2 separate regions of the Homo sapiens genome follow, and region 1 is linked to region 2. A link is an interaction called in ENCODE POLR2A ChIA-PET data of the cell type or tissue named here. Cell type or tissue: B cell. All regions are shown on one strand.

Region 1 (2,500 bases), 52 kb before region 2:
GCCTAGAGGCCTGGTGGCCAGGAGGTGTGTGGAGAGGCCTGAGCATACCTGGAACATGTCTGTGTCGCTATCATGTGTATACTCCACTATGACCGAGTGGCTCCGGGACAGTGTATACGAGATGCTGTGCTGACCACGGTTACTCAGTGCCTGGTGGGGAGAAAAAAGTCACTTGCCAGGGTGTGCAGCCATGATAAGTGTATGCCTTGAGCAAGCACCTGGAGCTCAAGGCCCAGCAGCCACTCCCTGGGAAGGGGGCAGCTCCATCCTTCTCAGAGGGTGGACAGTGCAGCAGATGTTTCACATGATTTAAGCCCTACAGTCACCCTAAGGATGGGGTTATCAGGCTGGGTGCGGTGGCTCACGCCTGTAATCCCAGCATTTTGGGAGGCTGAGGTGGGCGGATCACTTGAGGTCAGGAGTTCAAGACTGGCCTGGCCAACATAGTGAAATCCCGTCTCTACTAAAAATACAAAAAAAAAAAAAAAAAAATTAGCTGGGTGTGGTGGTACACGCCTGTAGTCCCAGCTACTCGGGAGGCTGAGGCAGGAGAATGGCTTGAACCCGGGAGGCAGAGCTTGCAGTGAGCTGAGATCGCACCACTGTACTCCAGCCTGGGTGACAGAACGAGATTCCGTTTCAAAAATAAAAAGAATGGGGTTATTGTTCCATTTTAGAGTTGAAGAAACTGCAGGTCAGAGAGAAACTGGCCTAAAGGCACACAGCTGGAAATATCAGAGGCTGAATTCTAACCCAAATCCTCTAAAGTCAAAGGTTTTTCCTTTATCATTGCAGTATGACTGTCACCTCCCACTCTCTGAACCTTGGCTGCCTCTAAAATGGTGCAGCTCATTTCCACCCATTTCCATTTCCATTGGATGGAAATAAGCAGCACCATCTTAGAGGCAGCCAAGGTTCAGAGAGGTCCAGTGGTTAAGGCAACATTTTGCAAACTGTAAAGAACTGCGCACACTGCAAAGGATTTTTCATCACCATTCTCGGATGGCCCAATAAGCAGTGAGTGATGACACAAAGTGGGCTCCCCTGTTAAGGTGTGGGGGCTGTGGGCAGGTAGGACCTGGAAGGCCGAAGACCTGGGCCTTGGGCAGGGAGGGCAGGACCTCAGGTCTATGGGTCAGTTGCTTGCCTTGGAGACGAGCGGCGTGGAGATGTGGTGCATGACGTCTGGCTTCACCCCGTTGGCGTGCGACCGGCGGCTCAGTGCCAGGCGGCTTCGCCGGCGGCCCTTGTCCCCACTTGCCAGACAACCATTGTAGCTGTAGATGTCGGGGGTTAAGAAGAAGGGGTTGCAAGAGGAGAGAGAGAAAGAGAGAAAGTGAACCCCTGATGAGACTTGGAGGAAACTGCCAACTTCTAGGCAGATCCTACCTTAATAAACAAGCTCTACAAGCACCTGAAACTAGAAGACCCTACAATAACAAATTGGTACCTTGGGGAGTGGGAGGGGGGTGTCAGAGCAGTTTCAAAAGCACTTTCATTCAGTTAACCAAGTATTTCCTGGACACTTGAGCCATGCCTGGATGGGTGCTGTGCACTGGGGCGGTAGAGGTGATGCACCACGGGTCAGTTGTGGGCCCTCAGTGGAGGGGTTCCTCAGCTTCTCCAGGAACCTAGGTGCCACCTGCCACACCCAGGCACAAGCCAAGGATGCCATAAGCCTAGAGGAAGAAAAGGGAATTCTCGCCCTAGGATCAGGTTTCTGGGAGAGGGAACACCTCTACTGGGTTTTGAAGAACTAGAAAGGGTTCACCTGTAGTAAGCTGTCACTTATCACACCACTACTCAAAACCAAAATGGAAGGAAAAAATGACACACAATGCCAGTACCTCCATATGTCCATACATGTCAAATTTCCACCTGCCTTTCCAGCTCTTGTCTGGAGGGCATGGCTGTGAGAGGCACAGAGGAGGTGAGGCATAGCTCTCATCGCTGCCATGGGCTGCTGCCTCTGTGTTCCTGGCCTTCATGTTATCAATCACCTAATGGAATCTGTGCAGTGGCCTGCCAGGCAAGTGGCTTTCTGCCCATCTTACAAATGAGAGAAATCAAGGCTCAGGGAGGTAATGTGACTTGCCTCTGGCTAGTAGGTGAAAATGTCCAGATTTGAGCCCAGTCTCTCTGACTCCAGAAGCCCCTCTAGATGGAGGCTCACCCTAAGCAAAGGGCCCAAGGCTGGCAGGGTCTGATGAGATCAGGGAATGGTGGCTTTGGTGGTGAAGTATGTGGGGGAGATGACACTGGTGGGAGGGCTCTGAACTCCAGGCTGAGGACATTATTCAACAACCAGTGGGGTGCCAGGAAGGTCTGGGAACAGGAAGTGACAGGACAAAGAGCTGCCAAATACAGACAAGGCCACTTGAATCAGAATCTTCTAGTGAGTTTGTTAAAATCCAGATGAGGCCGGGCGCAGTGGCTCACACCTGTAATCCCAGCACTTTGGGAGACCGAGGCAGGCAGATCACTTGAGGTCAGGAGTTCA
Region 2 (2,500 bases):
CTGCACTTAGGCATCCCTTCCCCCCGTTGCCGGCCCCCAAGCGAGCGCTTCCCCCCGCCCTGCTGCCAGCCTCTGTCTCCCCGCGGGCCGGGGGCGGGGGCGGGGCCGGGGGAATCCCAGCTCCATATTAGGACAGGAATCCTCCGGCGGCTGCCGCGGCTGCGGCGGGCGGGGCCTGGCTGCCTCCGCACCGCTCCGGAGGGCTCCCCGCCCTGCCTAGGCGGGCAAGATGGGGGAGCAGCTGAGAAGCGAAGGGGCAGCGCCGGACCCTCCATGACCCCTGCACCTACCAGGGACCCTGTATTTTTGCCAGGTTCCCTCCACCCCTCTCCACATTTGCGCCTCTAAGGCTCCTGGCTCTGCCTCTCCACCTTCAGCTCTCCACTTTCCACCTTCGTTTCTTTTTCTGTCCTTTCATATCCTTTTCTATCCTTTTCATATCCTGTCACCTTTGCCCTATCCCCACCCCCCCACACACCCGCTTTTTTTCTCTTTTCACCACAGATGATTGCTCTCTACAGGGGCGAGGATGTGCCGTTCTTATCCTGGGATTCAATAATGCAAGAAGCAAGTGGGCTAGGGAATGTTCTTATCTGAAATCTCGTTTGATGGAGTAGCTGTGTGCGCATGGAATCACTTAAGTGGCTGGAAATGAGGCCACTTAAAAATTGGAGGGTGGGACTGGGAAGTCCCAGTCACACAGGAAGCATGGAGATGAACTTTGACATCAAAAAGGACAATTTGGGGCCAGGGAACTCTCCGCTCCTCATGGAAAGGGGTGGTAGTAAGAGAGGTAGAGTGGGAGGAGAGGCGGCTGAGGAGAAGTATGTCTTAGAAGAGGTGTACAAGGTGTGGAGACCCTATTCTGGTGTCTTATGCATTTTGGCAGAGGTTGGGGCCATCCTGTGGTCAGTGTCACAGCTGAGGTGGAGGGAACGATGTCCGCTTATCTGTCTGCCACTGTCTCTAACCCCATTGACCTGGATGACAGAGAGATGATTCCTCCTGGACATGGGTCTGTGTTGCTTCTTTCTTCTCAATCTGACCTCTAATGTACCTACCCACCCCTCTCTCAATCTTCCATTTGAACAATCCCTTGATCTTTGGATCCCCTTCCGTATGAAATTCCAGGGGGGTTGTTCCTGTGTTCTTCATTCACTGATGCTAAAGCTGCCTGTGAGGCATTCTGAGTGTCCCCCTCCACAATAAGAGGAGTCTACTGGCTGGGTGTCATGGCCTCCAGCAATCTGAGCGAATCTGCAGTGAAGGAATACTGCGCCGACCGCTGTCCGTGGTGCTGAAAGAGTCACCATGGAAGTCATGCTACGGTTTGCCGGGGACATCGACGTAGGGCTTGGGTACCCACAGGCCTCAGAGTGAGCCTACTCTTTGACTGTCCCCTTATTCTCTGTGAATGAATATGGAGGGTTTGCAGGGGGCCAAGATTTCTGGGCTCTAAGGGTGAAGTAAGCAAGGGAGGAGAACTGGGCTCAGGGGAAGAGCCCCTGGCTTTTTCCAGGAGAATGGAATGGGAAGAAACACTTTGGAAGGGAAGAAGGGTCTAGAAAGGGACAAGGGAGGGGGTAGAGAAGGGCTCATCCTAGTTCGCCCACTCTGATTCAAGTTGAGAAGCTCTGTGTGCCCCAATGTCTCCTCTCCCTAGGCCAGCTCCCACTCCCCTTGCCTCCCACCTCCGTGAAGCTATTTTTAACTGTGCAGAACCAAAAATAGCTTGGCAGCAGCTTCAGGCCGTGGGAGAGGAGCTATTTATATCACCAGTGACGGTTCCGAAATAGCAAGCAGGAGGAGGGGGGCGGCTGGCACACTAGAGAGCTCCTGGCCGCTGCTAAAAATACTGGCAGTGTGAGTCATCCTGGCCTGGCTGAGTCACCCCACTCTCTCCCCCAAGTGGCAGGCAGCAGCAGAACAAGCTAAGAATTAGAAGCCTGAGATGGGGGAGGCATCAGAGCCTGCTGGCTGTGGGAAAGTGGGCAAGGGAGTGAATTGGGAGAGGGGCTTTGGGGTGAGCGTGTAGAAGGAATGGGAGAGCAAGCCTCTCAGCCAAACCTACTGGGCAAGCGTGCAGCATCCTCAGCTATGCACTACTGCTCAAGGATGCTTGGGCAATTGAAGGAAAAGAGCCAGACTCTGTGTGTGTGTCTGTGTGTTTGTGTGTGTGTGTGTTCATTTGACTGAGACTGTGTTTGTGTGTCCTGTGTGTCTGCCTCCAAACCTGTCTGGAGGTGGTTGGATGTCTACATCTCTATCTGTTTGCATGTGTCTTTGTAGCTGCGAGTCTGTACCCCTGTATATCTATGTTTACCTATGCCTGCATCTATGCTTGTCTTTTTTTTTTGTCTCCAACTTCCTATGTTCTGTGCAGTTCTATGTTTGTGCCTGTGTGTATTTATGTCTACAATTTTCCATATGCCTTTCTGTCAGTGTCTGTGTTTGTGTCCATATCTGAGTCTGCTCTGGGTCTTTCAGCATCTGATGGTGT

Evidence for each region. Peaks named below come from ENCODE experiments on the same cell type or tissue, not always from the same donor. Only the 100,000 strongest peaks of a DNase experiment are listed, where the experiment ranks them.
Region 1: POLR2A ChIA-PET joins it to region 2 with 13 read pairs; 23 of 35 experiments call an interaction of 5 or more read pairs at or near these places.

What each region holds. Positions count from the first base shown.
Region 1 is chr11:66,470,019-66,472,518 of GRCh38, reverse strand. PELI3 (pellino E3 ubiquitin protein ligase family member 3) reads right to left here. Exons shown (of 8, transcript NM_145065.3): 4 at 1,148-1,277; 5 at 49-150. Among named protein-coding and RNA genes, the nearest start is that of PELI3, 4.4 kb to the right of the region's middle. In B cell, no CTCF peak of the experiment used is centred here; no DNase peak of the experiment used is centred here.
Region 2 is chr11:66,417,670-66,420,169 of GRCh38, reverse strand. It overlaps a transcript of NPAS4 not described here. Among named protein-coding and RNA genes, the nearest start is that of NPAS4, 2.1 kb to the left of the region's middle. RefSeq lists enhancers at 1,432-1,932, 1,933-2,433. In B cell, no CTCF peak of the experiment used is centred here; a DNase peak (open chromatin) is centred at 1,289; H3K27me3 peaks cover 2,391 bases.